Linked DNA regions of Mus musculus: regions 1, 3, 4 and 5 are each linked to region 2. Evidence: chromatin loops called from intact Hi-C (ENCODE). Cell type or tissue: left cerebral cortex. All regions are shown on one strand.

Evidence for each region. A loop is a pair of places that touch in the nucleus more often than their neighbours do. Peaks named below come from ENCODE experiments on the same cell type or tissue, not always from the same donor. Only the 100,000 strongest peaks of a DNase experiment are listed, where the experiment ranks them.
Region 1: it touches region 2 in a loop (2.0-fold over the local background); 2 of 42 quality-filtered maps call a loop at or near these places.
Region 3: a loop joins it to region 2, with 1.9 times the contacts of the local background. A loop is called at or near these places in 2 of 42 quality-filtered maps.
Region 4: a loop joins it to region 2, with 2.2 times the contacts of the local background. A loop is called at or near these places in 6 of 42 quality-filtered maps.
Region 5: it touches region 2 in a loop (2.3-fold over the local background); 7 of 42 quality-filtered maps call a loop at or near these places.

The regions. Positions count from the first base shown.
Region 1 is chr2:121,709,172-121,714,171 of GRCm38, forward strand. The region is part of intron 1 of Frmd5 (FERM domain containing 5); the gene reads right to left. Among named protein-coding and RNA genes, the nearest start is that of Frmd5, 95 kb to the right of the region's middle. In left cerebral cortex, a CTCF peak has its summit at 2,902; a DNase peak (open chromatin) is centred at 2,826.
Region 2 is chr2:121,805,141-121,810,140 of GRCm38, forward strand. Frmd5 (FERM domain containing 5) reads right to left here and starts at 1,917. Exons shown (of 14, transcript NM_001360084.1): 1 at 1,590-1,917. The coding sequence starts at 1,691. In left cerebral cortex, CTCF peaks have their summits at 1,452 and 2,106; DNase peaks (open chromatin) are centred at 668, 850, 1,136 and 1,985; H3K4me3 peaks cover 2,848 bases; H3K27ac peaks cover 2,230 bases.
Region 3 is chr2:121,727,299-121,732,298 of GRCm38, forward strand. All of the region lies in intron 1 of Frmd5 (FERM domain containing 5), which reads right to left. Among named protein-coding and RNA genes, the nearest start is that of Frmd5, 77 kb to the right of the region's middle. In left cerebral cortex, a CTCF peak has its summit at 2,711 (motif pointing left); a DNase peak (open chromatin) is centred at 1,786.
Region 4 is chr2:121,585,819-121,590,818 of GRCm38, forward strand. It overlaps Frmd5 (FERM domain containing 5), which reads right to left. Exons shown (of 14, transcript NM_001360084.1): 3 at 611-653; 4 at 88-166. Among named protein-coding and RNA genes, the nearest start is that of Wdr76, 82 kb to the left of the region's middle. In left cerebral cortex, a CTCF peak has its summit at 2,628; DNase peaks (open chromatin) are centred at 2,620 and 4,370.
Region 5 is chr2:121,569,637-121,574,636 of GRCm38, forward strand. It overlaps Frmd5 (FERM domain containing 5), which reads right to left. Exons shown (of 14, transcript NM_001360084.1): 6 at 3,909-4,032. Among named protein-coding and RNA genes, the nearest start is that of Wdr76, 65 kb to the left of the region's middle. In left cerebral cortex, a CTCF peak has its summit at 2,335 (motif pointing right); DNase peaks (open chromatin) are centred at 1,754 and 2,334; H3K27ac peaks cover 254 bases.

The sequences.
Region 1 (5,000 bases), 96 kb before region 2:
CTTCTCACTAAGGCTCAGGGACCACCACAGAAGAGGGGTGGGAAGACTGTACGAGCCAGAGGCCATGTGACCATGGGCATGACCACGCCCAGCAGTCATGTTTTCCTGCCCATGATGGATCTGGTCAATATCCTAGCATGGGACGAGAAGGGGTTCATTCGCCCCAACCCTGACTGAGGAGCTGTGGACAGCTCCTGAGGGTTGCCAGAGAGGAGAGTGGGTTTCTTCAGGGGCTTGCTCCCTGGCAGCTTGGCCATGCTCCACACATTGGACTGAATAAACAAACCAACATGAAACTGGGGAGGAAATAAAGGCAGGAAGAGTTAGGGGTAAACATGACCAAAATACATGGTGTGAATATATGAAACTCACAAAGAATGAAAATATTATTTTAAAAAGACCCTGTCTTAAAAATTAAACAAAGTAAGATAAAACAAACAAAAAAATTTTTTTAATGTTATGTACTTAAACATGTCTTTTATTTAAAAAAAAAAAACAAACCTCTATGTTTCTTGTGCTGAGTTCATACCTCTGTAATATGGTAAATTAACCATTTGCCAGGGATTTTAAAGCTTTTCCCTACTGTTATTGTAGCCATAGAGGACCAAGGAGAGGGGAGCTCACTACCACATTGATCATCGAACTGAAGAAGGCGCCACAAGCAACCTCCTTACATCTGTCAGGTACGACCATCTGTTAACACGTTCACAACTTGGAGAGTTCTGAATATGGACGGGAGTCAAGTGGACAAGATGGTTGCCTTTTCTAAGCAAATATTGTACAGTCTATTGGTGACTAACTTTTAAAGGCAAACTGACCAGATCTACACTTCCCTACCAATCTCTACAGAGATCTAACTTGTTTAATAATGAGATAAGTGCTTGGTGAGGCTTAATCCAAAGGAGGACACTGTGACCCAAACAGAAGAGAAAAGCTCAGACCCAACAGAAGGGACAGATATGCTTAAAGTGCTCATTAACCTAGATAAACACCATGCTGCTTACTGAATGCATGCAAAGAACTTGTACGTGTTACAAAATACAGGATTAGATCAGTTACTTGAAGACCGAAAGAAAACAAGGAAAAATACAGCCTGCCTAAATTCAAAATAAAATTGATAATTCCAATAGATGTATGCATACATTAGTTTCTTGGGTTTAAATTTTCATCATAAAATAGTTATCAGGCTCAGAAACGACTCAGTCACTAAAGTGCTTGCCGAGTGGGCGTGAGGCCCTGGGTCAGACCAAAGTGCCGAGTGGGCGTGAGGCCCGGGTTCAGACCACGTTAAAAACTCCAGCACAGCAGTGTGAGCCTATAATCCCAGCACAGGAGAGGTAGGGGTGGGCATGATGGCTATGCAGTCTAAGAGCGGCTGCCAGCTCAAGGTGCAGTGAGAGAGCCTCCCTCAAAAGATAAGATGAAGACTGATTAAGGAAGGCGCTCATCATAGACATCCGACTTCTGCACGAACCTACAAACACGTGAACAAGTACACACAGAGAAAGGAAGAAAGAAAAAAAAACACCTTAATCATTAGACATCACTAGGGAAGGTAACCTGCTTCATTTCCTGAGGTCATGAAAATGAGAACTTATCTAAACATTATCATGATTTCTGTATACATTCTTACCGAATGAAAGCTTGTTGTTACAGAGGTTGTTGTTGTTGGGGTTGGGAAGGTGACTCAGCAGTTAAGGCCACTGGCTGCTTTTTCAAAGGACCTGGGTTTGATTCTCAGCACCCACATGGTAGCTCACAAACATCTGTAATTCCAAGCCCAGGGGATCTGATGCCCTTTTTCTGGGTTCTGTGCACATAAACATGACGGCAAAACATCGCCACACATAAAAGAATACAACACAATGAAATCATTGTTGTTTAAAAGGTTAAATAAAAAATGTTGCTACTTAAAAAGTTGTTCCACTTATTTAGAAAATTATGTCTTTCCAAACCCAAATTTTTAAATGGAGGATTCACACATATATCCTTTGTGTTCCAAAATTGACAATACTTTATTTTAAGGAATTTGCTCTCTCTGTAATTATCTGTATGTATATAGAGTTGTGTATGTATATATATATTTCTCATATCCTTATAAAACCTGTAAAAATTCCACATTTGCTTTGAGGAAGCACTCTGTGTGAGTGAGTGTGTGTGTGTGTGGTTTCTTTCTTTGCTCAGAGGTGATGGGAGAGGCCCAGGATGTAGATCACTGTTCAGAACCAGGATTCAAGACAGACTCTGGGATGGGAGATCGACCTTTGGGAATCTTTGACATAAAAGAATCATTTAAATTGTTGCCTGATATGGCCACTGTTTATATTTTTGGCTCTCTTCCCATTGATTATAAACTCCTGAAAGGGAATGGGTTGCTTCTCACATAATTGTTCCATCCACATCTACACAGAACCTTAAACAAACAAACAAACAAACAAACAAACAAAACAGGTGTTCCAAACAACGGGATGTAAGTTTCAGACAGATGTTGTGTCCGGCCAGCAGATCACAGCCTGGGTTCTAGCCTGGAAAGGCATTTTGGAAACCTGGAAGAGAAGAAGGACTAGGCGACGAGAGAAAATGGTGCAGCTAAGACAGGCATTCTGATCAAAGCTCAATTTTTTATTTCCGACACTCAGTTATGAAGGAGGGGGAGGGACCTGATTCCCGCCAAATAATCTTGGGATCTAGTAGCACGTGTATGGCTCCGAATAGAAAAGCAGCACGTTCCAGCAGTGGGCGTGGCAGAACGATTGGGCGGGAAGCTCCACCCCTGAGCAAGCAGGTTTCAGGCTGGGGGAGGGGAGACTACAGACAGAGATCTGTCACATCTCTCTCCAGCTGGCCCACCTACATTTGAAATGTACACAGTTTCTCTAAATAGCAGCTAATCTCATTGGCTTCTTTCCTGGTGGAAGGTCAGAGATGTGCATCTGCCTGTATCTCTGTCTCCATTTCATTACAGGAGCACTGTCTACCAAACAGTGCAGGCAGTGTCCTCCCTTCCTTCTCTCTTCACGTGCTGCAGAGTTCTGCCTGTCAAGCAGCAAGGAGGACACCACCCCACCCCCACACCCCACCACACCCTACTCTCACCCCCAGCCCCCACCCCCTGAGAACTCTTCAGCTAGCCTTCTTTCTACAATATTTCATTACACTCCATAGCCCTTCCCTTGATGCTCTGGTTAATTAAGTTTACATAATTTCCTACTGATTAGTTTTAAACAGCATGCTCTGGATTTTCTCTCCTTTAATTTTGTGTCTTTCCAGACTGCTTAAACCTCTCAACTATGAATTTGGGACATTTATATGCTATTACAGAGCTCACTGTTGGCCACCCATACTTACACCAACCTCTTCCACTACAAAAATACTGTAATTCTTGGATTATCTATCACAGAAAACCAGAACCATGGTGTGCTGTCCAGAAAGAGGTCAGCAATAAAACCTACTCCCCTTCCCTTGTGCACTAAAATGAACCAAGATCCATTCCTTTACTTACCACGCATTTCATATGTACGGAGATCTCATGATCGAATGTGCTTAGAGACTCAGAGCATTCATGAAAAGAATTAGTGGTCTGTATTTAAAAATTACCTCGGAAGCTGATTGATATCCTCTAACCACATGAAACACTAAACTGACATTCTGTCCAATTGTTAGGGTCATAAATAAATGGCTTATAAGGCCATTTTAAAATCCGTTAATTTTGACCATTTTGTGGCGGACATGAGCTGCCATATCACCAATGAAGGTTTCTAACAGCAGAAACAGAGGAAGTGAACAGGTCAGCTGTGTCGCAGGCAGGTCCATCTGCTACAGAGACAGCTCTGAGACAACAGACAGAGAGTGAACCCAAAACGTCAACACCGATCTCCTAAGGCCCTTTGTGATCCAAGAAATGGCGAGAGGCTTTGAAACTGTTTGGAAATCAGTTTTTCTCATGAGCTTTTAAATTTTTCTTGGTACTGTGGGGAGACTCTAACAATCTATTCTCAAACACAGCTATTCTTAAAGCCGTTCAGTTCCACACAGATGGTTTTTCCATTCCCGTGTGATGGTAAGCTTGACTGGCCTGAGAAGCACCTGCGTGGTTGATAAGGCAGACCTCTGGTCTGCCACAGTGTTTTCAGAGAGGAGACCAAGCAGGGGATACCATCTCAGACTGCAAGCAGCACTATCCCACCGTGCTAGGAGACAGACAGAATGAAGGGAGAAAGGAGAGAGCCCAAGCGTCCGGGCAGTCTCTGTCTGCTTCCTGCTGACAATGATCAGAGCTTTTCTCCAACACACCAGACTGATCCCCATAAAAAGCTGAACCCTCTAAAACCATGAGCTCAAACACAGAAGACTTCCTTTTAAGTTGTTTTCCTCGGCAATACAAAGTCTAGCCAACATACCATATTTCCTCTATAAAGCAGAGAAAGGTCCTCTTCCTTCACCACCTCCCACAGACAGAACACACATCAGACAGACAGGAAGATCAAGGCTCACAGCTGCAACAGATCCCCTTCGCCTCTACTCTCCCCAGTAATGAAGAATAAGCCTGCAATATCAAGTGGAAGGAACAGACTTTACAGAGTGACTTCCCCCACACTGAACTACACTAGGTCAGATGTGTGACAAGCATTCCTCCTCTCTGGAAGGACAAAGTGTCGTAATGCTGGTGGTTTTATCCATAACTGACAGGCAATTATGTACTGCTCTGTAGAATTATCTTTCTATTGTTCTTTTATGTCTGTTGACGACGACATTGTTTCAGATGCCAAGAAACACTGTAAGATAGAGTTCTTTAAAAAGCTTAAATCACTTTCTACATATAACACAAAGTTGTTTTTTTTTTTAACCTAGACATATAAATCATTTCCCAAAAGCGCAGCTGAAGGTCATCTTACGCAGAGAGGAGATGAGAAGCAGGAACACATTCATTTCAATTTGCAAGCTTACAAATAAGTATCAGTACTTGGCGGAAGGGATTCCCAGGCTTGGAGATGAAGGAT
Region 2 (5,000 bases):
ACTGAGAAGGTGTCAATTCCATGCTTTCTCCTCCTCCATTAAAACAAAACGGGGGGGGGGGTGTACATAGAAACAATGACACCATAGAAACAAAAAGTAGCAAGCCACTATGGAGTTGGGAAATAATACATACCATCTCTCCATCACGGTTAACTACAAAAACCCTTTCATTTCATGGCTCGCATTTTTATGGGCATTTAATCTATATTAAGTAGACTTCAAAAGGAGTCTGTGCTGAATCTCTACTCTCCTGGATCTTTGGCAGCAATCAGCACTTAAGCTCAGGGCTTGGGGTGAGGGGCGGGGGGGGGGGGGTGAGAGGGGAAGCGGGGCGGGGGGGCAGGTTTCTGGGGAAGAGGTTGAACTGAGCACAGTCAGCATTAAGCATCTACTCTCTACCCAGGGTCTTTCTCACAAGTCTCTCTCTCTCTCTTTTTAATGGTATTGTGATCTATTAGCAAGACGATAGATAGATGATAGACAGACAGACAGACAGACAGACAGACAGACAGAAGATAGATGGGGGCACCCTGAGGGTTAAATCTAGGCAGGCTCCCCCCCACACACACACACACATCTGTGCTTAGAAGCCTCCTCCAGGTTCTTGCAGGAAAGGAAAGGGATCAGGTGAGACCCTTCTGGGTCCAACTCAAATTTTCTTCTCCACAAAGAGCAGTTTTTGGCGGTGAGCGCAGGGTCCTCTGGTTGAAGAACTAAATCTGTGAGCATGGTCAGTGTTTTCAACCTCTGACTTTACAAAGGACAGACTGCATTCCTGGGGAAAACCATATTAGACTCCTGACGCGCCACACAGCAGTAGTGAAGGAACACAAGCAAGGGGTTGTAAAAACCAGGTTCTGAAAGAAATGCTGTGTGGCATTATTGCATTGTTGGCTTTTCCCTAAGTCCCCGACTCCTTCCAGCCACTGCTAACCTCCAAATCTCTGTGACTTGTTGCTAAATCTTTGCCTCACGCCCCCCACCCCCAGAAATAACCAACACGCTGAGATTTGGGGGTCAAAAGACAAGGAAGGGAGCTAGAGCCTCAAAGCACAGAGGGCTGGGCGCCTTCAATAGGCCACTCTGCATGGGCTGCGCGTTCCGTCTGACTCACAAACGCTCAGGAGAAATTATGACATAAACCTTTATCCTTCCAACCAGGGAGATAAAGGCTGGCTGGCGGGCCTGGCGGGGCCGGGGGAGCCTCAGCCCGCACCCCTCGACGGGGCGGCCCGGGCAGGCGTCTCCCGCCCTACACGCCTAGCTCAGGATGCCCGCCCAAGGTGCTGCCTATCCGCTGGCTGAAGAAGCCGAGACCCGGGGTCCCCCGCCCGAGAAGGCGCAGAGCAGGAGTTGCAGGTGCGGGACGCGACTCACCCCGCAGGGGCGCGCGGCGCGTGGTACCAGTGCCCGGCTGAGCTCGGGCTGGGATGCCGCGCGCCGGGCGGTGCGGCTGCGGGGCGGACAAAGCGCCGCGCCGGGGTTAGAGCTGGAGCGACCCCGGGCGGCGGACCCCGCCAACTTGGCCGAGTCTGGGGAGCCGGATCCCGCGAGCCGGCGGGCGGGCGGGCGGGCGGCGCGGCGCTGACCTGGATGGTGCAGGTGTACTCGCTGTCGTCCAGCAGCCGCACGGTGCAGCTGTACTCGCGCTCCAGACTCCTGCTGCTGCCGCTCATCAACCTGCTCAGCATCTTCCCGCCCGCTCGCCCGTCCTCGGGAGCGACGCGGCGGCGCTGCGGACTCCGGACCCGTCGCCCCTCAGCGCGGCAGCTCCGCGCCGGCCCTTAGCACCTGCACCATCACCCTGACCGGATCGCCACCGCTGCTTCCTCCCGCCCCACTCTTCTTCCTTCTACAGAGCCACCACCGCCTCCCCCAAACCCCAAGCAAGCTGGGTTCTCTCCCGGGCGCCCCACTGCCCGTGCCCAGCTCATGGGGCGGGGCCTAGGTAGGGGGCCAATGGAGGTCAGCGCGGCGGAACCGATTAGCAGGAGGAAGATCCAATCAGAATAAGGAATGGGGATGATGAGCGGGCGGAGGAAGCAATCATCGCAAAACAGCAGTAGTGAGCCCAGTCGGGCCAGCCCCCTAGCGCCCCAAGCCCTGGCTCGCTCCCTTCGCGGGCGGTGGTTGGTATGGATGCTGTTTGTCCTGGACCGGGCCATGTGTGGACACTTCACGAGATCGGTGTCTACAACCTGGAATAACATTTGAGCTGTTTCAGGAGTCAAGACTTGCACCCTGCAACACCCGGTTCTTGCTCTCTTGGAAGCCAAAGCGAGGAGGCGGCACCTGCAGAAAACAGTCACCCACATTCCCGACCTGGCGGCTCTCCCCACCTGTGCGCTGCCCTAAGTCAGCTCCATGGGCCCCTGTGCCTCGAGCACCCTTATTTTAGTGAACATCTGTTTTACAATAGCTATTTACTCTGGTGCAACCACAGAAGCTTGTAAGCGCCCGCGTTTAGCGCTTAGAAAACCCTACGCTCTAACCCTTCTTTTATTTTCAGAAGACAAAAGAAGGCTGAGGTGTGCTCCTTAGCTGGGCAGGGAACAGGAACTGGTGGACCTTTCCTTGTACTTTTAGAAAGAATTATTACATCTTCAGACGTCTGCAACAAAGCACAATGGTCAGGAGCTGTATTGCACAAAGAACCGGGGGGGGGGGGGAAATGCCTCCTTTCCTTTGTGTCCTCCCCATCGGCAGACTTAAAAGTTCCTTTCCACAACTTCGCTAAGAGACAGCCACCTTCAAAGATTTTATTATTAATAATACCAATGTGTGCCTGTGCATGGAATATGAACACTTAGGTACCACGTACGAGTGTGAAGGTCAGAGGACAACTTTGTGGAATCAGTTCCATCCTCCCACCTTTATGTGGTTTCAGTGATTAAACGGATGGCCAGACTTGCCTGACAAGCTATCCCACTGGCTCTCTCTACCTTCAAAGATTTCACTGAAAGGAAATGTTAAATAGGAGTTAGGTTGGAATAGGGGTGTAACCCAGTGGTAGAGCTCTTTCCTAGCAGGTGACAAGATCCAACATTGAAACAATGTCAATCCAAAACATTAGTACTGTGAGAAATATATTCGTTTAAAATAATGAATTATTAATTTCTCATTACATGTATGCTCTTACTATATCAGCATAACACATAACTATTAAAACCCCCTATAGTAGACTAGAAAGAATTCTAACCGTTTTGGGGGGGGCCAGGGGGGCTCAAGACAGGAGCTCACTGTGTAGCTCTGGCTGTACTCAAACTCACTATGTAGAGCAGGCTGGCCTCCAACTCACAGTGATCCACTTGCCTCTGCCACCATCCCACCCCCACTGAGTGCTGGGGTTAAAGTCATGCACCTCTATGCCTGAATCCTATTTTAATTTTAAAATGATTTTGTCTACATGTTTGCCTGAATCAAATCCAAGACTTTGCATTTGCTAAGGATTGGTAGTAGCTCTAATATTGAGCTACATCCCATACTTTTGCATTTTTGAGACAGTTTTATTATGTAGCTCAGATAACCTCAAAATGGATCCCCTTCAAGTTCTTCAGTGTTTGAATTAGAGGTGTTTGACTTTAACAGTGTGTTTTGCTAATATCTTTGAATTTCAATACCACTACCACCCCATATCACCTTAGTATTGCGGACTGCTCCCTTGCTGCATTTAGTAGCCATGGGAAGATGTTCCTCTTTTCAATGCACTCCTAAAATAGTTATGAGGCTAAAACCAAGCAGTCAAATGCTCTGTCTGTTTCACAACCTGGACAGTAGCTGGGACCTGGAATACAGAGGCAGGCATTCTATAAATGATGAACTGATAAATGGAATGATAGGTATGCTATCCCATCTACAACTCCAGAAAGATCCATGAAGAAACTAGGAGCTTCAGGAAGGTCTCATAGAGGAGCATAAGCGTTACTGCGTCGAAAGGAGAGTCGATTAAGTCCAGCCTTGTTGTGTAACTGGGAGAGATGGAAATTTTCAAGCAGGAAGCACTTTTGTCGAAGGCAAAGTTACTATTTGTTATAAAATCTAAAAGAGGAAGGAAAAATATCCAAGAAGCTAGAGGAAACCCATTAGTGTACTGATAGGGATGTACCTCTAACAGGTTATGCAAATAAGCAGCTGTTGGGATAAAAAGGCAAAGCACCATGAATCCAGGCAGCCAGGAGGAACTGAATGCCCCGAATGCTGTCTCCAAAGTAAGATGGTAGACGCAGTCAGGAAGGGCAAGATGGTGGCTGTTATGCAATGTTTCAAGTAGCATCCCAGCTTAGTCAAAGATCTCCTTAGATTAAGATTCACCCATCATTGTGCATATGATGCATCTGCAAGCTGTCCTTTGCTCCTGGATACAGAGCAGAGTGTGGAAAAACAATGAAATACTAGAGTCTAGTGCATGCCTTTAAAATATGAGCAGGAGTCCGGGGGAGACTGGAAAGTCGAACTGAAAAAATACTGTGCTTATTTTTTCACAAGTTTATTGAGCCCAGTACAGAGAAGGATTGTTCATTAAAAGGATCCATATAAGGCTGGAGATGGAGTTCAGTTGGTAGAGGGCCTGCTCAACTTACATAAAACTCTGAGTCCTATTCCATAACCACATAGAATGGGGTGTGTTGGTGTACAGCTATGATCACAGCACTCAGGACACAGAGGCAAAAGAATCAAAGTTAAAGGTCACCCTTCTGCTACAAAGTGGAGTTCAGGCCAGCCTATGCTAAGAACTTGTCTCAAGAAAACAAAAACACAAGGCTTCTTGTGCCTTTGAGAATCACAGTGGTGTGCTTTCATGTCTTCAAGTATAAGGAAGCTATATTTAAAACAAAATTGCAAATTACAATGGTTGAGACCCCCCACCTTCCAAGTTATTAGGATGCTAGCTCCCTTCTCTATTGTGAAGAGGCTTCCAGGTATCCCCGTTTCATTTCTGGCTTCCGGACAAAAGCAATGTAGGGGGAAAAGTTTATTTTCATTTTCATTCTAGGTTATAG
Region 3 (5,000 bases), 78 kb before region 2:
AAATTATGATGCTAGTAGTTAACTCATGGTGCATGCAGAATGCGATTCTCTCAGTGAGAGTCAGCGGAGTTTGATAAACCCAACTTTGTTCTCTGAAATAAACAAACCAATACATCTGATAGTTACATCAATATACGTCATAAAGCAAACGGCGAAGGGCAGAAAGAACAACCGCCCCCACCTGATAGGAACTGTAATAGGCAACAACAAACAAACAAACACAGGCTGTCAGCAGGACTTTGCTTTTGCTACATAAAGAACAGTTTGGCTCATAAGATTTACACAGAGGAGACGTGAATGACAGGAGTCTGGGTGTCCAGGTCAGGTAGGGAATGAAATCTGTACTAGAAGTAAGTAGAAGAGGCCACCAAAAAAGATACAAGGAGGCTCTAACAAAAACAGCATCTCTGAGGGGGGGGCTGTGCCTTCAACTCTATACACAGAGATAATATATAATGATGTATACACACATACAATCCGCACACATGGTAACCATCTATCTATGCCTAGACATTCAGACTGGTAACTCGACTAATGTGTGCAAACTCCTTCTGTGGGCAGAAGGACTGCTACTGTGTGCCCAGATGGGGACATGGAAAAATTATGTTTACCCAACTTCAGAGAATCCATGCCAAAATATTCCTCCCAAACAAATGATTTCACTTGTTCTTGTTTTCCTCCAACACACCAGCCTGACAAACTGTTTTATACATGAATTTGACTTTTCAAAAACTGGTACACAATAATGGCAAACTCGGTACATCCTTGTGCTCCAAGGGCTAAAGGAAGGCCTTCAACTGACGTGTGAACTGCATCCTAATGTAGAATAATATCATCTTCTAAAAGCACAGGAAAGGGGACCTGTACAGCAGCAGACATGGCCTGACCCTGTGGGGTGGGCATCAGCCGGAGCCAGATTCTTAAAATAGAAAAGAAATGACATACTTCCCAAAGTTCATAGTGACAAAAAAAAAAAAGAAGAAGAAGAAGAAGAAGAAGAAGAAGAAGAAGAAGAAGAAGAAGAAGAAGAAGAAGAAGAAGAAGAAGAAGAAGAAGAAGAAGAAGAAGAAGAAGAAGAAGAAGAGGAGGAGGAGGAAGAGGAGGAGGAGGAGGTAGGAAAAGAAAAACGAAAACGAAAAAGAAAAAGAAAAAGAAAAAGAAGAAGAAAAAGAAACAGTGCTTCCAAAGCCCAAACTCTTTATTAAACAGAAACCCTTTTCCATACAAAAGGAGATATAAGCAGAAAAGCAATTAGGAGATATCCTTGATTATCATTATCCTTCCGAGTTGGACAACTTCCTCACCAGTAGTCATTCAACACTTCAGATACCTCCCAGGGACCCTGTCCCAGCTAAGTCTCAAAGACTCTACACTCTACGGTCTGTTTTTTACCCTCATTCACTTCTTTTAAGTATCATGGAATAGAATAGTTAGATCCATCACTGGGCAGGGTGGGGCGGGTATGCCTGTTGTCTCTGCTACGTTTGAAACTGAGGATCACTTGAGCCCAGGAGTGACCAGCCTGAGAAGCAAAACAAAATTCTACCTAAAAAAATATAGCTGTGCATATTAGGCATAATTAGAGCCACCTTTTTCTAGCACCTACAGACGTTTTCTAGGCTCAATATTTCCTATTTACAGTAAAGATGCTTGCCTTGCAAATGTGAACAGTGAAGTATTATTCATCAAGACAGCAGCAGAGCAAGACTAAGCCCACACTGTCCTCCAGCTCCCAGACTAAGGAAAACACCACCAGGAACCATTTATCCTGATGTTGATGGTTGCTACACCCCCACATGCCAACTCCTCTTCACACCAGCATGTCATAATGCTGGCAAAGTCTGGCAAATGCACAGCCATTTTAATGATGTCGAGAGGGTTGCAATGCAACTCAGAGACTGCATTGTATGAGCAAGGCTCTGGGTTTGCACCGAAAATAAACAAACAAACAGAAACACAGGGAAATTAATGTACTTACGACCAGAAAATGCATAGCCATGATGCCTAAGCCAGGCACGCTCAAAATTTAACATGCGTAAGAACACCTTGGGGTCTCATTAAAATGCAGACGTGGATTCAGTAGTTCTTGGAGAGGCCTCGGCCTGAGGTCCTAACAAGCTCCCAGATGACACTGATGACTGTGGACTCCATTTCCAGTAGTGAGACCACCCACCAGGACCTCTCGTGGGGGTCCAAAGTAATCTCTTTGTCACATAGAACTCCTATCCCATCACAAGGAGAAAGCAGACACTGTTAAAAGGGAACATACAAAAATACACAAAGATTGCTGTTGTCCCTTTCTGGAGAATGGGAGAATGCAAATTTGGGATTCTTGGTCCCGATTTTACCTTGCACCAATATTCTATTCTCCTTTCCTCAAAGCTAGCTTGGCATCCTGACTCCCTCAAGGGAGACAGAGACTGCTTGTTGCCAAGATGCAGCAGTATCCAAGGTACAAAAGCATTATCTTTTATTGTCTAATGCCAACTACCTTCCAGAAGCCAGCCTAGGACAGTTTTAGGCCTCCTACAGACGTGGCTGTAAGACTGTCTCTGAGATTGAAGATCTATCTCAATGATACTGGATTCACTGGGTTTCACAATGTCTTAAAAATAATCTCGGGCTGGTGAGATGGCTCAATGGGTAAGAGCACCCGACTGCTCTTCCGAAGGTCAGAAGTTCAAATCCCAGCAACCACATGGTGGCTCACAACCACCCGTAATAAGATCTGATGCCCTCTTCTGGTGTGTTTGAGGACAGCTACAGTGTACTTACATATAATAAATAAATAAATAAATAAATAAATAAATAAATAAATCTTAAAAAAAAATAATCTCATTGCTGGGTGGTGGCGGATGCCTTTAATCCCAGTGCTTGGGAGGCAGAAGCAGGCAGATCTCTGAGTTTGAGGCCAGCCTGGTCTACAGGGTGAGTTCAAGGACAGTGAAGGCCACACAGAGAAACCCTGTCTTGAAAAGGCAAACCGAGCCAAAACAAAACAAAAAAACTTGTCTGAGTTTAAGAAGACTATTTGTCCCTCTCCCCTTTCTCCCTGACTTAGACCATTTAGCGAACATTCTGAAAAAATACTCTGGATTCTGAGCCTACCCAGCGCAGGAACAGAGTTATAGCATATTCATAAGTTTTTTCTATGAAAGATGGAGAGCAGCGAGGAAAGGTTTACATCGCACTCACTGAGCTGAAGCCTGCTCATCTGGATGATATCCGGTAACGCCTCCATCATAATATTGCACCCAAATCACCTACAGTCACCTAGCAGCAAATGGAATCCGTGTACTAGAAGCAATTAGGGCCCATCAAGCCACCCACATTGCATGGCCGTCATTAGTGAAGACGCACACGCTGAATGAGCACAGTGTACTTCTTCCTAGAACAACACACGTAAGATGGTGCTGCTCACAAGCTGATCCTCGGAACGAAGATCATGGCCTCCTTATTAAAATTAGCGGTATCATAGTGAATCAAAACTTTTAAAATTTTCTCTCTCTCACTCCCCTCACCTCCCCAGTCCTCGGGGGGTGGGGTTGAACCCAGGCTTTGAACACACAAAAACATGGCTCTACTACTGAGCCACACCCATAGTGCCATAAACTGTCATAGAACAACAGAAAAGCTACGATCATCAATGAGACAGTATGAGACCATGGCGTCTCCTCTTCAGAGAGAAATACCAACAGCCTGCCTTCTGAGCCTAAGAGTCCTTTTCCCCCACCCCTTGAAAGAAGTTGCTGTTTGGAAAGACTTCACATTCACTGCATCCTGTTTTAAACATTCAATGTCCTGGTCAACAACAGAGTCAACTAACCTGGACCCCTGGAAGTTCCCAGAGACTAAGTCACCAACCAAAGAGCATACACAAGCTGGCCCAAGGCCCCCAGCGCACATGTAGCAGAGGAATGACTTCTTTGTCTGGCCCCAGAGGGAGAGGATGTGCCTAGTCCTGTAGAGTCTTGATATCCCAGAGAAGGGGATGCCTGGGAGGGGAGGGGGATGGCATGGGGAACTCTGGGAGGGGAGACCAGGAGAGGGGGCAACATTTGGCATGTAAATAAATAAAATATTTTTTTAAAAAAAAGGGTCCTGGTCAAGAGAACTAGCTCCTTTGGCTAGAAATACTTGAGTCCAGCTTTGTATGCCAAGAGGGAGAGGCCACCAAAGTGGGCCAACACACTTCTGTAGAATCCCTAAAAGGGAGCGTGAAGAAAGCTGTGGAGGCTGTAGGCAATCCAACCCGAACCAGTTAAAGTATTACCGTACACTGTTTTCCCCCAAAGGACATAATGGAATACCTTAAACAATGTAAAAAAAAAGTAATATCATAACCTCATTAGCTAACCTACTTACTATGTATTTCTTCTCACTAATTCCCTGGAGTGTCTCCGGATTCCAGGCCTCTTAGATGACTTGAAACCTTGGTGAAGATGGAACTAGACTGATGTCGAGAACTGGTGTGCCTGCTTCTTTTCAACTGTCATTGTAAACAGTGGAAAGAAACCCATTTGTTCCCAGGGTGGCAACCGGACACAGAGTGATCCCAGGAGAAGACACACCCATTCTTGGGTGACCTATACTATGTGTTTGCAAATTACAGTTGGGTCCTCCTAATTTTTTAGGAATGCAATGTGTAATTAATGGAAAGGTAGTTACAGCTATGGCTCCTTTAAGAATGAAACCACAACCAACAGCATTGGAAACACAGTTTAGAAGATTTCCCAATCCATCTACCATCTACCCCACTAGCCAGAGGGAGACAACAGTTCACCTCAAGTTTCACTGACTCCTTTGGTGGTCTCTTAAACAAGCCCCAGAACAAAGAAGCAGGTTGTACTCCTTGCTGTCAGCTATGGTGCCTGAGTGAGCAGAAACCCAGGCATTACTCTTTACTCCCTGGAAGGCCTAACAAGAATGAAAAAGAAAGCAGATGAAAGCAGGTGTCTGTGAGACAAAACAATGATGCGGATGCTAGGATGCTAGCCTCA
Region 4 (5,000 bases), 220 kb before region 2:
TCCTCCAAAGAAAACTGGGTACCTCCAGATCCAAGGCTCCCACCCTGCCCAAGAGCCGAGGCGTGGGGACTGCATGTGGAGCCTCACCTGGTTATTTCCTCTTTCAGGGCAGCGGGGTCGGCAGGGTAAAACTTCACGCGGAAGCACATGGTGAACGGAGGCTGGGCTGCAGAGGAAGAGGTGTCTGTTAGGAGAGACCCTCTCAAGATAACTGGGAACCCCTCCTTCTGGCATGCACAGGCCCCCGGACCATAAGGGAAAAAGTCCCTTTGTGAGGCTACACAGAAGGCTCAGCATCAGGATCGCAGGCTGAGGACCCAGGTTCAATTCCCAGTACCCACATGGTTGCTTGTGGCCATTTACAACTCTAAGTCCAGGGGATCTGATGGACCAGGGACTCTTCTAGCCTCCAGAGGTACCAGGCCTACACATGGTGTACAGACACACATTCATGTAGGCTAAACACCCACACACATAAGATAACTTAAAACCCTTTTGTGGGTGCCCTCGAACAGTAGGAAGTTACACATGCCGACCACACCTTCCTACCCTTGGGGGTTCCTCCCATCCTCCCATTAAGGGTAAGCCTTAGCTTCTTTTGAATACTTACATCTCAGCTGCTTCACCACTGACTTTGTAAACTCCAACCAATGCTGAAACAGAGAGCACAAGACAAGACAACCCCGGTGAGAAGCGGTGTCACCCGCAACCTGTTTTATCCTATTGAAATGGTGGGACAGAAGGCAATCTTCCTAGAAGCTTATCCATAGATGTTTAGAGAGGGAAGCCATGCTCTGAACTAAGTACCCGTGATGGACCAGCTGTGAAGGGGAAAATTACCCTAGCTTCAGGTGCCACTCTCAGGCTTCTGGGAGACCCCTCCCAAACTAGGGTTCTAAAGCTTTGAGGGCTGCCCTGGCAGGCCCATGGGCAGAGATAATGATGCATGCATGGATAGCATGCTTGGCTTGAGGGTGGAGCTGCTGGACTTAATGTCTGCTGTGCACAGTGTTAAATGCCAGCTTCCTCTGGCAAAGGAGTGGGGTGGAGGGTGTTGGTGGCAACTCTAAAAAGTACTGATGAGATTTCAGAATGGAGGGGAGGTAGAGAAGGCTAGTATATATTTTCATTTTTGTCTGAGTAACATATGTAGCCAATGCTTGTGTTACTCAGGATTTCTTGGCATGTGACAAGGATGGTTAAAGTCTTAATTTCTTGGGATAATTGCCTGTAACTAATGTGCAGGATAATATCCTGTCCCACATTTTTTTTTATTTCATGTGTATTGCATGTATGTCAGTGTAAAGGTGTCAGTTCCTTTGGAACTAGAGTTACAGACAGTGGTGAAGGCCTGTGTGGGTGCTGGGAATTGAACCTAGGTCTTCTCGAAGAGTAGTCAGTACTCCTAAGTGCTGAGCCATCTCTCCAGCCCACCTCCCCATGGGTTTTTATAGCTAAAATATAGTCAAACTACATTTTTCATTTTCCTCTACAGCACTTAAATTTGAGGGAAGGCAGCAATGAGACCATTCTAACCTCTCTCTTTTAAAAAGATATTTGTACAGCGTTGAGTTCCAGGACAGCCAGGGCTACACAGAGAAACCCTATCTCGGGGGAAAAAAAAAGATATTTGTATGTGTGTGTGTGTGTGTGTGTGTGTGTGTGTGTGTGTGTGTGTAGGTCAAAAGAGGGTGTCAGAAACCCCAAAGCTAGAGTTAATGGTGGTTGTGAGCTGCCCCATGTGGGTGCTAAGAACCAAACTTGGGTCCTCTGGAAGAGCAAGAAAGTGCTATTACCAGCTGGGCCATCTCTCTAGCTCCAGATGACTGTAGATCAGTTTCCCACATCTCTGTGGGTTCTTGATAACATTCATTACTGATGCCTGACGCTCTTAGATTAGGCAAGCAACTTGTCAACTGGCAGAGAGCTAAAACTGCTATTATTTTGGGGTTTGATTTCTTGGAAGTCGCTTAAAGATGCTGGCTGTAAGTTTCCAGAGGACAGCAACTGACTTGTTTACCATACTAGGGCTCCGCATGTGGGGCAACACGAGTTGTGGAATGGGCAAAGGGCTAGGTTTCAGAGTGCCCTCTTTCCTGGCTACTTCTTCTTACTGTAACTGTCTTGGCAGAGACTTTCTTCAGCAGGAAAGCAGCCAAGGCCATGCAGACAGCATCCTGGCCTCCCTTGGTTCCCAGCTCTCACCTTCTGGGCTGGGCTGTGGGTCATGTAGTTAATGGACCCACTAAGAGCCAGGACTGTCGGCTCCATGTGGATAATCTGGGCTGACATTCTGCTCTCTTGCTTCCTCTGATCCGAGCTCCCACGAGGCTGGCAACTTATTACAGCCACTCAGCGTGGCTAAGAGGCCCTTCTCACATTACACGGCCCACCGCAGCTCTGCTTCGCAGGGAAGCAGAAGTAAGAGGTGCAATTGCACAGAGGCGACTGTAGCTGCAGCTTTGCCTGGGCAGGTGCAGGAGGCCTGTCTGGTTCAAAGCATTCTAGGACTGCATAGCGAGAAGAACACAGCAAGTACTGGGGACATAGCACACAGACCTTTAGACTGACAGGTAAGAGAAATAAGATAGAAATAATAAAGGAGCTGCCTGAGCCATGATCGCCAGAGGGCTCATGAGCTCAGTTACTAGGAGGCCCCTCCCCCTGGCAGTAGCAAGAGACAGCTTTTGTTTGGACTGTGCTGAGAACTCAGGAAGGACAGAAGCAGGAGAACACCAGGAAGGCTTGGACAGCTGTCATCACAGCTCCTCTGAGGGACTTTAGAGACCCAGTGGAAAAACCATGAGACTGTTCCAGCAATGTGGTGACGCATCTTGGAGACCGAATCCCAGAATTAATAGCAAACTGAGACCATGAGGCAGGATCAGGAAAAGAGGCAAGACTCAGGGGGAGACAGGTCAAAATGCAATAATCTTCATGCTTTGAGGCTTGAAAGGGTGCAAAAAGGTCGTGGAGAGGACAGAGGCTCAGGCGGAGCTGGAAACAGAGGGCACAGCAGGAGGCAACTCCTCCAGGAGAGAAGGGTGGAGAGACAGGAGCCCCAAGACACCCAGTGAGCAAGCAATGATGAAGATCAATGTGAGCTTTGGGACCACCTTGGAGCCAAGGCAGGAGGCTTTCCTCACGCCTCTGGGATTGAGGAGCTCACTTCCTGTATCTCTGCTATGAATTAGTGGATTTAGAATACGTCCTCATCATAGATCGTCTAAGACCTCCCATGACTCTCAGGCCTCAGTGCTCCATGCTCCTTTTCTGAGGCTCAGAATCACCCCCACTTGGGCTACTTTGTGATTTCAGCCTGATACCTCAGAAATCACGGAACCAGACAGTCCTGGGCTCCAGACTGGCCTTGCTACTTACCCTGGTTGGACAACCTGTCTTAATCTATTCATTTGGAGTCTAATCATTGGCCTTAAAGGTTGCTTGATGGAGCACATGTTGAGCTCTTGATTCAGCACCAGGTACTACTTGGTGCTCAGTCTACATCAGCCTGGTAGATGTAGACTGTCAGCTTAGCTTACAGCAGACTCTCTCTAAAGGGGCATGTCTCTTCTTTCCCAGTCTTCTCTTGTTTACCCTTCTTTAATCTGGATCAACTCCACAGTCATCCTTTTCTCTTCAAGCACATCCTACCCTAACTGAGAAAGCGATCAACAGGACACATTTGTCCCTTGCCTTTTTATACCACCAGCTCTGGGGGAGATGAAGAGATCTTGGTATATATACCCCACTCCCCAAGAGAGAGCACTTAGTCCAAACAAACACTAGGGGCAAAAGAAAAGCCAATACCCCAAACTCCCACCACTTCCTGGAGAATGGGCACATACTGTAGTGAAGACAGTTTGGTTCTTGCTCTCTGGGCACTTAGTGATTACATGTTAAGGTCTAGAGCTAAGGGCAGCATGCCAACAGGGCAGAGCAAGGGGCAGACTTTGAGGATAAGTCTCCATGATGCTGTTCACAGCTCTGCCAGGCTGGGAGAGGCAAGATAAATACATGAAGTGTGGGGACTAGGCTAGTCAGAGGAAAAGGGCATGGTAGGTATCATAAGAGTCTTTTCTAAAATTCACGTCTTTAGTACATAACCCTAAACAGGATCCAGAGGACAAAGTGGCTCAGACAATCAAAAGATGAACAGCATCTGACTGTGGCACGGTGAAGGGCGTATCCACTCTCCCTCAGCATCTGTCATTCTGGGTAGTGCTGAGATGCTGCTGTGGCTTCTTAGTGGCCGAGACCCACCATGAAGGCAGAGACAGCCCTGTCTGGGACTGTGGGGGTAATCTTGGACCTAGGAAAGGAGGCCCTACAGGATTTGTGAAGCACTCTAGGATTTATGATGATGTTTGTGGAGACTGGAGCACGGGTGGTAAGTGAGCAGGAGCGCGCAGCCTGCACGTGTCTGCATATTTTCCCACTTCCTAGGGATGCCAAACAGCACATCCTCACAGTCAGCAGAGGGATGATGAATCACCTGCAGAAATGCAGGTGTCTGCAGGCTGGGAAGATGAAGGTGAGCATCAAGGCACCACAAACCGTCAACTCATCCCTTCAACAAATGCTTACTGAGTGTCAACTGCTTTCCAGGCCCTGCACTGGCTCCATGGTAGACAATGACAGATGAGGTACAGTCTGTCTGTCTGTCCCCTCTTGGAACTTAAACTTCTGTGGGGACAAAGGCTGTCAGCACAGTGCAGGAAGTGCTATGTTGGGTAGGTATTAAAGGACATAGTGGGCCATAGAGGGATATATGGCAACCTTGAGGGAGACTTCCTGGAGGAAGCAAAAAGCCAGGAAAGACCTTAAATATGAAAAGAAGGTAGCTTTGGGGCTGGAGGGATGGCTCAGTGTTTACGAGTGCTTGTTGCTCTTGGAGAGGACCCAGGTTCAGTTCCAAACACCCTGGTCAGGAAGCTCACAACCGCCTGTAACTCCAACTCCTGGGGATTCAACATGCTCTCTGGCTGCTGAGAGCAACA
Region 5 (5,000 bases), 240 kb before region 2:
CAGTTAATCAAAGATTAGTCTGATTGTTTCAGATGTACTCTCAGGCCATTTGTGATGGTTTGTGGTCTTGCTTCAGAGCCCCCACCTGTCGGCTTGCAACATTCAGTTAGATGCTTGCCAGGCTGAACACCTCACTTATGCCCATTCCCTATGAAAGCTTGCCCTGCTGAAGGTTCGAGGCTGCCCTGCCTTCCCTACCCGTCCTGCTGTGTCAGGGTTGCACTGGAGGAGAGCCCAAACCTGAGCTTATAATAAAAAGACCCTAATGCTATTACATGGGAGGGGCTCCTTGGTGGTCTTTTGAGGTTCACAAGTGCTTCCTAGCACAACAAAGTCTAAGGTTAAAATTCAGAGTAAGGGCTGGAGGGACAGCGGCTGGCAGCCAGGAACACTGGTTGCTATTCTGCAGGACCTTGATCCCCAGCACCCACATGACAGCGCACAGCCTCCAATGACACCAGTCCCAGGGATATTTAGGCTTCCTAAATATGTCCTGTGTATAACAAAACTGGTTTAGATTGAGCCTTCTTCTGGCCTCAGAGTGTTCTGAGCACACACCGTAAGCAGACACCCACACAGTCAAAATACCCACATGCACAAATGAAAGTTAAAAGTTAAAAAACAAAACTCAAAGTGAAACAGGCTACATAGTGAGTGGGACGGGCTCAGTGTGAAGAGCAAGGGGCAGGAGGGACTGCTCTAAGATTACAGTCTGCTGAAATACAGACTGAGGTAGACATGCTAGTGTGTGGGATCTGTAATCTCAACAGTTGGGAGGTAGAGAAGGGGGGGAGGTCAGGAGTTTAAGGGTAGCCTGAACTACATGAGATGCTGCTTTAAAAAAATGAAATCAAAACAAATAAACAAGCAAACATCATCACCAAAACCCTAAAAGAAAACGCAGGGTGGGCAAGGCTAGCTGTGGTGAGCTGTGTCTTATCTTGTGTGTGTGTGTGTGTGTGTGTGAGAGAGAGAGAGAGAGAGAGAGAGAGAGGAGGATAACTTGGGGCTTGGGGATAGAACTCAGGATGTTATGCTTGGCATCGAGTGGATTGACAAACTGCATCATTTCATTGGCCAGATGTTATGGGAAAAAATGTTTTTTTGAGACAGGGTCTCACAACGTCCTTGGCTGGCCTGGAATTCACTTCGAATAGGCTGGTCTTGAACTCCCATATCTCCCTGCCTCTCCCTCCTAAGTGCTGCAATTAAAGGCATTTGTCACCGCACTCAGCTGATGAGATTTCAGAGATAATAATTTTGTGGTATTTCATAATCTGCAGTTCTGCAGAGGCAGGGGCAACATGTCTGTAGGTTGGCTACTGCACACAGCTTTCCTATCTGTGATGTGACATGGGTCAGCATACCAAGGGTTCAGTATACTCTGTGGGTACCACTCAACTCTATCTATTGGCCAGAAGGGCCCATGAATGTGGGACTCTCAGGAGAAGTGGTAGGAGATGCTGCCACACTTCTGTACCCTATGGCTCTCAATGCACAGGGTGATGCTATTAGTGGAAACAAGCCGGCCCTTGCTATCTGAAGAGGCCTTGGCATGGCTCTCCTCCTGTCTGCCTCCTGGAACATGTAGATGAAGCCACCGAGTCAGTGGTGGCAGTGGCTCTGGGCTCATCTGCATGCAGAGTCCTGGAAAAGCAGACTGAGTGGGGAGGGCAGCTTGTGAAGTCATCAGCTCTGATGGCTGGCAGACGGGAACAGAAATTGTTCATTACTAAATATATCATTTGCCTAAAGTCATATGGCACAGCAGGAAGCGAGCCCACCCAAGCGAGAAGCAGGCCAGGCTCCCTCAGGTGTTCCCTTGAAGAGGCAGCTGTCCCTTGGTGCTGTGACGTGGCAGCCTCTGTGCCACTTCTGGAAAGTAGATCAAGAAACAAGTCCACAGCCTGTGCCCATGGGAGCTGCCAAAGTCACAGAAAGGAAGAAAATTTGGGCATTTTCACAGGATGAGAACAAGGCAGAATCAGTGTCTGCAGGTATCGGGGCGAAGGTAGACCCCCTACATCTCCTAACAGGCTTGAGGTGCAGTGAGGTGTTTGGCAGGTGCATGGCTTGGCATCTGTCTTCTACGCACATCTTCACTCCATGTTGAAGGAATTCACCCCTTGGAATCAGTTAGCCTCTGGAGTTGGCTCCGCTCTCCAGGGTCTTCACAGTAGGCATCGTTTCTTGAGGAATCCCCTGCAATGAACTAACTTTTTGCAGAAATGCCCCCCCACTCCCCTAACATCCTTCTCTCTGGGCAGCCAGCACGCATCCCTGATGGGAGCCCGCAAGCAGGTCTGTGTCATCCCCAGGTTTACCAGAAGGGGTCACTATTTCCCTAACAGTGACAGCATGGACTGCTGGGCTCTGCACTGAGCTGGTCTGGTCACAACCAGACACTGACAGTCTGCAAATGCTAAAGAGGCTTCGGATTATGTTTGTTCATAAAAACCTTTGAGGGGCACGGGCAAAGTCATGGTGTGGTCGGCTCTGGCTTAGGTTAAGTATTATGAGAAAGAAGCACCCCACCCTGCCCCAGCACAGCCCTTTCTCAGAACCTATTACAGGTTAAGAATTTGCAATACATATATTCCCATTCTTATCCACTGCCCTATTTCTAATTCTCCCTTAGACACATAGAATTGGTTTGGTTTACTTCCTCCTAGATCACTCTTCTGTGAGAGATTCAGGTTGTGACTACAATTTGTGACTTTTTTCTTCTTCTTCTTCTTTTTTTTTTTTTTTTTTTTTTTTTTTTTTTTTTTTGAGACAGGGTTTCTCTGTGTAGCCCTGGCTGTCCTGGACCTCACTTTGTAGACCAGGCTGTCCTCGAACTCAGAAATCCACCTGCCTCTGCCTCCCAAGTGCTGGGATTAAAGGCGTGTGCCACCATGCCCCGCTACTTTGCTTCTTTTTTTTTTTTTTTAAAGATTTATTTATTACATGTAAGTACACTGTAGCTGTCTTCAGACCCTCCAGAAGAGGGAGTCAGAGGGATCTCATTATGGATGGTTGTGAGCCACCACGTGGTTGCTGGGATTTGAACTTCGGACCTTCGGAAGAGCGGTCGGGTGCTCTTACCCACTGAGCCATCTCACCAGCCCACTTTGCTTCTTTTTAAAGTGTTATTAATTCTTTATTTAAGAAAATAATAAAGAAAATGAAAAAGAAACAAAATTCTTAAGTGTAGTTTAAATCTAATCTATCTTTTATATGTTGGTTAATACATTTTTTGGATTATTGTTAATTGTTGTAGTAGGTCCAAAGTCCTAAAAGGAAAATGAAATTGTAATATATTAAAATGGTGACCCAGCTTCTTGTTAGTTGATGGCATTCCAGTGTGCATACCTTTGCTTCAAGTAGTTTATCTGTCTGGGAAACCTGTGCTCTCTCATCATGCATGATGTAGAGTTCAGACACTCTACTGTTGATCGCTCTCTACAGAAAGCCTGTTTCACGTGGGTGAAAGGCTGCGTTGATGTTGTTTATGGTTCTGCATAATCTGGGTAGGCAAAGCCAGGCTGAGGAACAGTCATTGCACCTCTGGTGCAGGAGTCTCAGGGAGTGCTGAAGCTACAGTCGCTAAGCCAAAGCCCTAGCCGTAAGTCAGGGATTTACCATCTCCCATCCAGGCAACAGCCAGGCCTGAGCATGCTTAGCTTCCCGGATGATACAAGACAGGGCACATTCAAAATGACTTGGCTGTAGCCTGGAGTGTCATATTTAAGCCCTAGCCTAAACTGCTCTTGGTGAGGAGTTTAGCCTCACTAGGAGAAGGCTGTGCTCACAGTGGATCACCATTGCTGGGAGTGCCACTCTGTGTGAACACTCTGTGTGAGAGCAGAGGACATGGCCCAGAGCTGTGTGCTCAGTGGCCAGGGCCCCGAGCGAGTGTCACGTACCTGAGTTCGGTCTTGTGAATCTCAGCAATTTTCTTTTCCAGTTTCTCTGAATGTTTCGGGAAAAATTGGAACTTGGAGCTGTAGCCTTCAGGGTGCTTTCCCGGGTCATAATCCCCAATCTCCGCTTTTCAAAGGCAGGGAAGAGAAAACAACAAGATTAGCCCACAGCTCAAAGGCCAAGGCAGACCCTGAGCTTGACCCTTGGCTGGTAAGCAGGCAGGAGCATGGGGAGGGACGAGTGCCTTCCTTTTCCTGCTGTACACTCTGGGCTGATATTTAAGTCAAAGCAGAGAGACAGTACAACTGACCCTGTTCTCGGAGGCCACAAGTAAATCAGCAATAAAGGAGCGAAAACCTGTAGTGTGCTCCTCGGCCATTCAGGAAGGCTTGGGAGCTATGCTCTGCGTGGCAGCAGCACACAGTGGGCTTGGGCAAGATGACAGGAACCCCTGGGAGCCAGCTTAGATACCCAGATCCCATCCTGAAGAGTTTAGTAGGCACAAGAGAAGTTGCTGACTGAGACTACATCCAAGTTCAGCATTTAACCATCAGTCCACACAGAATAGGTTAAGTACATTTAGGGTTCACCGCGGGCTCATCAGGCAGGCCTGCCGCTATGGAAATGGTTATAATCCAGGGACCAAGTACTGCAGCACTGCATTCTAAGGCTGATTTCCCAGTGCTGTGCTCAGTGCCACACCCAGGAAGTTCATGTCTCCGGCAGTGGGGTCTCTGGGAGCTCATGCAAATACCGTCTCTTGTTCACCCACTCAGAAACCAGCTTTTGCCACATAAGGTGCCCCACCCAAATGTAGCTCAGAAAAGGAAAGAGGAGTCTCCAACAGCTTCCTGGCTGTCCCTCTCCTTCTCTTGGAGAGCCAAGTACACTTTAGCTGAGGCAGGCCGAATACTGGGAGGACGGCAAGGCACAGTCGGGGAACTCTCAGAAGCAACTAATGGGGAACTTGCCAAGAGATTGCTGGCAGGAGGAATGTCAGACCTGTGCTAAGAGGGGCTCCGGCTCTGAGGGGGCTCTGGCTCTGAGGGGCTCTGGTTCTGAGGAGCTCTGGTTCTGAGGGGGCTCTGGCTCTG